Linked DNA regions of Homo sapiens: all the other regions are linked to region 2. Evidence: chromatin contacts called from ENCODE Hi-C or POLR2A ChIA-PET data. All regions are on one chromosome and are shown on one strand. The core of a region is the stretch at or near the end of the contact, and the rest is flanking DNA. Distances in the headings are between cores, read along the strand shown. Region 1 holds the start of LINC02420 (long intergenic non-protein coding RNA 2420). Region 2 holds the start of IFNG (interferon gamma). Region 3 holds the start of LINC02408 (long intergenic non-protein coding RNA 2408).

Region 1 (2,787 bases), core at 69-2,568, 720 kb after region 2:
TCTGCAGTGTGGAGGAAGTTCTAGGATGGGGAAATTGCTTATGTGGGGCAGTGCTGAGGCTACTGCTGACCTACCTAAGCCAGCACTTCAGGTTTATGCAGGTCCCTGAATCAGCAATACAAGCATCACCTGGAAACTTGTTAGAAATGCACATTCTTGGGCTCTTCGTACAAACCTACTGAATCAGAATAAGAGAGTGAGGCCCAGCCACCTAGGTTTTAACAGGACCTCCCAGGAATGCTGAGGCTCACTTTGGTTTGGGAATCTCTGGTCTAAGCTCTGTTCTGAATCACACCAGGCCTATATGGAAGGTGATTAGCCATTCCCAGCCTTCTTCTCTACAATCCCCCCTTCTTCTTTTAGGAGATTAACATGAAACATCAATCCAGAGTGACTACCCAAAATGAAGTAAAAATACTATTTTCTCACATAATAGCAACACATGACACTGCTCCCAAATCACAGAGACGGTTTTATGAAGATCAGTATGGTATGGACTAAACCGACTAGAGCCACATCAGCATCAACACAGAGGGATTCAGAAAGGATAATATCATCATTGTCTCCTGTATTAGTCTGTTCTCACATTGCTATGAAGACACACCCGGGACTGAGTAACTTATGAAGAAAAAAGGTTTAATTGACCCACAGTTCCACATGGCTGGGAGGCCTCTGGAAACTTACAATTGTGGCAGAATGCAAAGGAGAAGCAAGGTACCTCTTGCATGGCAGCAGGAAAAAGAGCCGCAGGGGAAACTGCCGCTTGTAAACCATCAGATCTCGCGAGCCCTCCCTCACTATCACGAGAACAGCATGGGGGAAACCGTCCTCATGATCCTCCCAATAGCCCCCAATCACCTCCCATCAGGACCCTCCCTCCACACGTGGGGATTACAATTCAAGATGAGATTCAGGTGGGGACACAAAGCCAAACCATATCATCTTCATTCTCCCCCCTGGCACTTGAGGGGAAAAAAGAATCATATCAGCTTGACTATTCAAAAAAGAAGCAAGAGCGCCACAGTTATTTCAGTGCATGGGAAAAGGGATAAACTGAAACAATAAACTTGAACGTTTAGGAATATAAAGGTAAGGGGGAGAGAGATAACAATCTTGGCCTCTGAGTTCTGCAACCCTATGGTTGTTTTAAACAAATGAAAGCAGATTGCTTTCTTCCTGGAGTTCTAGTGAAATGTATCTTGCCACCAGCAGACCGTTCGGAGCTCCTGGCCACAGTTTATTGGCTCATTGCCACGTGTCATTAGTGACCTATTTTCGCTGCTGTGAAATCGGCCATGTCTGAAGGCCCCCGAATCAGCAGTTTCTCCCTCCACTCACCGGCTCCAGGCTGGCAAAGCTGACACCAGTGCCACAGAAAATGCAACCCGCTGCCCTCTCCCCAAAATGTGGGGAGAGCACGGTTTTGCTATGAAGATGTCGGCTTTGACCTGAGGCTGACTTGAGAGCCCAGCTGTCATGTCTCTTCCAAATAAGCTGCTGAACTTGGAATTATCTTGGCTGAATAATTAATCAGGACTAAAAATAACCTCAAACTGCCTGGGCTTTGCTTAAATCCTACACAGGTGAGAGAAGTAGGTTTTTTTTTTAACGTAATTGCAAAACCCATATTTTGAAAGGCTCTGCACCAAAATATGAAAATAATTACCCAACATGCCAATTTGGGAGATAATTCACAGTTAATCTGGCTCTCTTAAAAAAATGCCACCTTTTGAATTTCACATTGACTTCAGATTGTCAGTTCTTGGTGGATATGAAAAGCAGCCGAGAGTTGTACTCAAAATTTTCTAAGAATACCTTCAAACACAAATCCATGGGGAAAAATATATCCGTTGGTATAAAGAGCGCCTGTTACCAGGCAGATTAGACAGTGAGCCGAGTTCCACAAGAGGGCGCCTTCCCCATGCTTCCTTCTCGAAGGTGAGGGCGCTGCGTTTCCGCCCCAGCCTTGGCTGCCCTTTCTTTTCCTTTGCCCTTATACAAACGATGTGCTCCCAAGAGCGAATGCTCAGTGTCCTGTGGAATGCTACTCCTGTGACCACTTTCTAGCTGAGATCATCAGGCAAATGTTATCTCTGTAACATCAGAGGAGCAACTTCAAATGATGAGAAATCAAGCAAAACATTAAAAATACAGGGGGAAAAAACAAATACATCTAAACTGCCTTCTCTCCATGGTGATCTAGCTTTGTGTGTTCATTTTCTTGATATTGCTGTGATACAAATAGGATGTGATGAAATGAAAGTACATCCATCACAGCAATCTTGTGTCCAGCCTGAATCTCAGACCCAGATGTGGCTCCAACCAACAAGTGACCATGAGCACGGGGCCCAGGTGTATTCTGGGAAGCTGCTCACCCTCACTGCCATTTCTTTCATCCCCGTAGGCACAGCATCACCTTACATCGAAGACAGATTCAACGAATCTGCCTCTCATCCTAGGTGGCCACTAGGCAACTCCTCTGGGACCATTTCTTCCTGCTCTATGCTCCCATGACCTTCATTCATACTCCCTCTTCCCCTGCTGGAAACCTACTTCTTTTACCTCCTCAAAGGTAAAAGGACCAGCTGGTGAACAAAAGAATACATTTGCTCTATCTAAAGAGAAGCATTAGAGCAAGGGAGGAAAAACTGATGCAAGACAAATGACTTGGGCTCATCATAAAATACTGAGCAGTCAGCAGAACATTAAGAAGAGACTTCTACTCCCCACCACACACATAACCATCTGCACACCTGAATGCCGAGACTAAGCCTCACCAGACGCCAG
Region 2 (3,017 bases), core at 259-2,758:
TAGAAGATTTAAGAAGCTAACTCACAATCATATAGCTAGATAGTAGAGGAGTCAGGAATCAAGTTTGCCCCATAACTGCAATACTGTTATGTACACAGTACAGGTAGAAATGCAAAGTGGGTTTGAACCAAAGAGTGGAGGGCTTTTTGTGCCATCCCAAAGTGTTGTACTTCATAAATAAATTACAAAGGAGGAGAAAGAATCCTATTTTTTTTTGTATCTGAAAGACAAAGAAATAAAAAGTTAAAAAGATTCTCTGTTAGTACTGATTATTTGGAACAATAAATTGTTTAGAGCTATGCTGTTCAATATAGTAGCACCTAGCAGTATGTGCCCATTAAGCGTTTGAAATACGACTAGACCAAATTGAGATGCACCGTAGGCTTAAAATATACACTGTATTTCTTTCCTTTTTTCTTTTTTTCTTTTTTTTTTTTTGAGACGGAATCTTACTCTGTCACCTAGGCTGGAGTGTAGTGGCGCGATCTCGGCTCACTGCAACCTCCACCTTCTGGGTTCAAGCCATTCTCCTGCCTCAGCCTCCCTAGTAGCTGAGATTACAGGCATACACCACCATGCCTGGCTAATTTTTTTGTATTTTTAGTAGAGATGGGGTTTCACCATATTGGCTAGGCTGGTCTCAAACTCCTGACCTTGTGATCCACCCGCCTCAACCTCCCAAAGTGCTGGGATTACAGGTGTGAGCCACTGCGTCTGGAACTCCCCCTGGGAATATTCTCTACACTGTATTTCAAGGATTTAATATGACAAAAAGAATGTCAAATACCTTATTAACAATGTAGTATATTGATGCATACTGAAGTACTATTTGGGATATATTGGTTTAAATACAATATATTTTAAAATTATATTTACCTTTTAAAAAAACTTTTATTAATGAGGCTACTAGATCATTTAAATTTACCTGTGTGGCTTGTATTGTATTTCTACTGGGCAGTGCTGATCTAGAGCAATTTGAAACTTGTGGTAGATATTTTACTAACCAACTCTGATGAAGGACTTCCTCACCAAATTGTTCTTTTAACCGCATTCTTTCCTTGCTTTCTGGTCATTTGCAAGAAAAATTTTAAAAGGCTGCCCCTTTGTAAAGGTTTGAGAGGCCCTAGAATTTCGTTTTTCACTTGTTCCCAACCACAAGCAAATGATCAATGTGCTTTGTGAATGAAGAGTCAACATTTTACCAGGGCGAAGTGGGGAGGTACAAAAAAATTTCCAGTCCTTGAATGGTGTGAAGTAAAAGTGCCTTCAAAGAATCCCACCAGAATGGCACAGGTGGGCATAATGGGTCTGTCTCATCGTCAAAGGACCCAAGGAGTCTAAAGGAAACTCTAACTACAACACCCAAATGCCACAAAACCTTAGTTATTAATACAAACTATCATCCCTGCCTATCTGTCACCATCTCATCTTAAAAAACTTGTGAAAATACGTAATCCTCAGGAGACTTCAATTAGGTATAAATACCAGCAGCCAGAGGAGGTGCAGCACATTGTTCTGATCATCTGAAGATCAGCTATTAGAAGAGAAAGATCAGTTAAGTCCTTTGGACCTGATCAGCTTGATACAAGAACTACTGATTTCAACTTCTTTGGCTTAATTCTCTCGGAAACGATGAAATATACAAGTTATATCTTGGCTTTTCAGCTCTGCATCGTTTTGGGTTCTCTTGGCTGTTACTGCCAGGACCCATATGTAAAAGAAGCAGAAAACCTTAAGAAATATTTTGTAAGTATGACTTTTTAATAGTACTTGTTTGTGGTTGAAAATGACTGAATATCGACTTGCTGTAGCATCTCTGATAGGCTGTCATCTCTTGTAGGCAGTCATTTTGAGATTTGGTGTTATTTTGTTAATTATTGACTAGATGAGTTCCTTGACTAAATAATCTAGATATTGTTTTAACCTTCTGCTCAGTTTGTATAGAGACTTAAAAGGGATTTATGAATTTTCCAAAAGATGGGCATAATATGGGTATGAAGCATAATGATGTTAATAATTTTGTGGTGGGAACTCATTCAGTTGTGATAGTCAAGGAGTATGCAGATTGAAAAAAATGATTGGTTATTAGTTTTTGACTTCTCAGACTCTAAGGTCAAGATTAGCATTAAAAAGGTAATAGGAAATGTTTACAAATTAAAGTCAAAAAGGTCCTTAAAGCTTTGGCTTAAAAAAATAACTGATAGGTGATTTTCTCCAAAAAGTGATTTCAACATTCTGCTTCTCTATCTATATTACTTGTGAAGTATTCCGGAACTTCGTTGCTCACTGGGATTTTGGAAGAATTATGATTCTGGCTAAGGAATGTTTAAAAATTTTAAGTGAATTTTTTGAGTTTCTTTTAAAATTTTATTGATGGTTAATGAAAAGTTTTTACATTTTAAATATTTCATTATTTGTTTAAAACTTAGCTGTTATAATTATAGCTGTCATAATAATATTCAGACATTCACAATTGATTTTATTCTTACAACACAAAATCAAATCACACACACACACACACACACACACACACTCGCACATGTTTGGAACTATCTTTTAAAGCTCGTATAATAATACCCTACAGGAAGGCACAGTAGATGTAATAGAAACCTGTACCATTGGGGGGCAGTATTTTATAGTGGGGTGGCTTTGCTGTTTTTTGTTTTTGTATTTTTTAGCCTAGCTTGAAAATACTTTCTTTAGCTTACTATAGTTTTTGGGACCTTTGGAGTATCAGCTTTGTTGAGCTCATTTGTGACATTGCAATTTAATGGTTATATTGGGAAATAAAAAAGCTAAAAGAACATAATAGTCTTTGTCTATATCTCACATAAGCCTTTTGGGAATACTTATTGTTAGAACTAAGCAGAAGAGTTGAAAAGGAAATCAGTGAATATTGTCACATCTGAGTTCAATGAAACTTGAAATATATTTTTAAGGCAATTTATGGGCTAATTGTAAACCAATTTTTTCTTTTTTTTTTTTTAGAATGCAGGTCATTCAGATGTAGCGGATAA
Region 3 (2,739 bases), core at 46-2,545, 640 kb after region 2:
CAGACATTCATTCACTTACTCCACAAAAATACTAGAGAGGCAACCTAAGGCAGTCATTCAGAGAATGGACTCTAGAGTCACTTAACAGTTTCTCCATCTATAAAATAGAGACAAACATAGGACTTACCTCCTAGGCTTGTTGCAAGGATTAAATGAATTAATATTCATAAAGCTTTCAGGATGGTGTCTGGCAACATGGTTAGTGCTCTAGGAGGGCTCACTACATAAGAGGAGATATTTAGTGGATGCCCACTGTGTACTTGATACTGTCCTAAGCACTGAAGATACTGTGGAAAACAAGACCCATACATGTGAAGGTGGGGACAGAAAATAGACAAGGAAATAAATGACATAATCCTAGAGTATTAAAGTATTAAACAAAGACATGCAACAGAGTGATTAGGAGCAGAGAGAGTTGGGGAAAAGCCTTTCTCTGAGAAGAGGCAATTTGAACACTGGGACCAGAGCACCCAAAAGCCACCAGGCATGTGAGGACTCAGTTAGAGGATTCCCAGCAGAGAAAACCACAAAAGCAAAGAGATACAGCCATGAAGCCAAAATAGCCCACTTGATCTCAGAAAATAAACCATCCAATTTAATGTGGGGAAGGCATATGAGTCAGACAGGCAAAGCCAAATTAAGCCATTCAGGAATCAGGCAAGGAACATATATCCAGGCGGGACCTCTTCACACTTGATGCCACAATGCAACGATACGTTTTAAATTCCAATGGAATTAATCTGCAAATTTTAATGGCAGGATTCAGGAGTAGGCCCCTTCTTTCACCGACTTACCCGTCTCCTCATTAATATTTCATATAATCTTCTTCATACTGTCTTGGAAGCAAGCAAGACAACAGACAGGGAATATTTCCCCCTATATGAAATGTTTTTGCTACATTATTTTGTCATACCAGGTGTCAACCACCTGGTCTACTGCCAAATCCACTGTACTATCTTAAAGGGTCCATCCTCATCAGGTTATTTTCATAAGCAAATAAATACATCATAAATGACAAATGCTAGGTTTTCTCTAAAGGAAAAAAAAAATCATTTATCTCTAGCCCTGGTCCCAGTCAGTATTTTGCCCACTTATTTTGTCTTATTTTGCCCACTTAGACCTGCTGCTTCAAGTCCTTTCTGCCATTGCTGAAGAAATGACATGAATTCAGACAAAGGAATTACCTGGTCCAATTGTGTCTATCTGAGACAGTCCTCAAATGCTAAGTTAACAGCCATCTAGGATCACACAGCTAAGGAAGGCTTCCCGCCGCTGCCTCCCCTGCCTTTCCTGCTGAGCCTGATGGATGAGCTTTTGTCTTTCTGGCATCCCAAGCCCTTCGCTTTGTTTCACTTTTGACAGCTATGCACCTTGCGGAGAAGCCAGCCAGGTTTGGAAACCAGTTTGGTCCTGACAGACCTGCACAGCGGGAACTCACCTATATATGCAGTGATCTGGGGCAGTGCCTGCCTGGGCACTAGAAAGTCAGACCAGGTTCCCAGAGAGCCCTAAAGGCAACCAGTCTAAACAGATACATCAATCTGCTCACTAAAGAATAAAGCTGGCTCTCCCAATATAATTACAGGCTGGCTGATTTATTATTCCAATCTTTAGTGCGTGGCAAGGTTAGTGTTATTTGTGCCAGTTTATGGTATTGGGCCAAAACATGAAATATCAAGTTAATATGATTGGTTCCAAGAATGGATTTGCACAGAGACAGCTCCTGCTTATGCCAATGTGTGTGCAGGGATTACACCACGTGACAAAGCCCTTTTGAGAAGAAAATGACAATTCTTCATATATTCAGAATGATTTAATAGCTGGCAAGCTACTGCCAATCACCTGGGCTACTGCCAGATCTACTGAAATATCTTAAAGGGTCCATCCTCATTAGGTTATTTTCATAAGCAAATAAATACACCATAAATGACAAACGCTAGGCTTTCTCTAAAGGGAAAAAACCAATCATTTATCTCTAACTCTGGTCTCAGTCAGTATAAACATGCTAAACCCCACATGGGAGAAGAACACTTTGTAAGAAGTTGTGGAAGGCCACGTGAGATCATGGTCCAAGGACACTGGCTTTGGAATGGCAGAGACCAGGATTCGAATCACAGCTCCTTCACCTGACAGCTCCATGTTCTTCATCACATTTCATAACCTCTACAAACCTCGGCTACCTCATCTGAGAAATGGGAATGATATGTTGTTACAGGGGGTAAGTGGCTCCAGCTCAGTTACCTGGTATAAGTGAGGCATTCAATAAATCAGTGTTTCTCAAAATGACAGGAGTGTGATGATAAGTCTTCTAGGTTTGGAAGTTCTCTGTGGAACATTATTACATTTCTGTTTACCTTTCAATCAATTTAAAAATTAATATAGCCATATTACGGATCAGCTGAAAGATCTATTTGGATTCAGTTTGGGAACTCAATTCATAATCTGTGTTTATGATTACAATTGGTACCAGATGGTACTACTTGAAGTGTCATGAGCTAGAGAAAATAGAAGGAAATCAGAGTTGATATAAAGGAAGTGTTTATGCCAAGTGAAAGCCCAGGATGCCTTCAGGTTGTGCACATAAATGTCCTAAGAGTTTAGAACAGAGAAAAGTGGTATAGGAACTGAGTGAGCTCACAGCACTGGTCCTACTGGCACCAAGAAGGCAACATATCTGCACCATAGCAATGAGCAACAGTTAAATTCACTAAACAATGCTTGTCACATTTCATCAATATA

Evidence for each region. A loop is a pair of places that touch in the nucleus more often than their neighbours do. ChIA-PET counts read pairs that join two places held with the same protein, here RNA polymerase II (POLR2A). Pooled maps may share reads with other maps.
Region 1: a map with no recorded cell type shows a loop between it and region 2 (2.7-fold over the local background). The contact joins the promoter of LINC02420 here to the promoter of IFNG in region 2. A Hi-C loop is called at or near these places in 2 of 37 single-sample maps with no recorded cell type and 5 of 50 pooled maps.
Region 3: POLR2A ChIA-PET joins it to region 2 with 31 read pairs in activated CD8-positive, alpha-beta memory T cell. The contact joins the promoter of LINC02408 here to the promoter of IFNG in region 2. POLR2A ChIA-PET finds 5 or more read pairs at or near these places in 2 of 52 experiments (A673 and activated CD8-positive, alpha-beta memory T cell).

What each region holds. Positions count from the first base shown.
Region 1 is chr12:67,441,090-67,443,876 of GRCh38, reverse strand. It overlaps LINC02420 (long intergenic non-protein coding RNA 2420), which reads left to right and starts at 1,318. Exons shown (of 2, transcript NR_146500.1): 1 at 1,318-1,583; 2 at 2,405-2,787. All of the region lies in intron 3 of LOC105369812 (a long non-coding RNA gene), which reads right to left.
Region 2 is chr12:68,158,231-68,161,247 of GRCh38, reverse strand. IFNG (interferon gamma) reads left to right here and starts at 1,508. Exons shown (of 4, transcript NM_000619.3): 1 at 1,508-1,746; 2 at 2,989-3,017. The coding sequence starts at 1,633.
Region 3 is chr12:67,518,638-67,521,376 of GRCh38, reverse strand. LINC02408 (long intergenic non-protein coding RNA 2408) reads right to left here and starts at 1,295. Exons shown (of 3, transcript NR_103861.1): 1 at 1,185-1,295. RefSeq lists an enhancer at 969-1,634.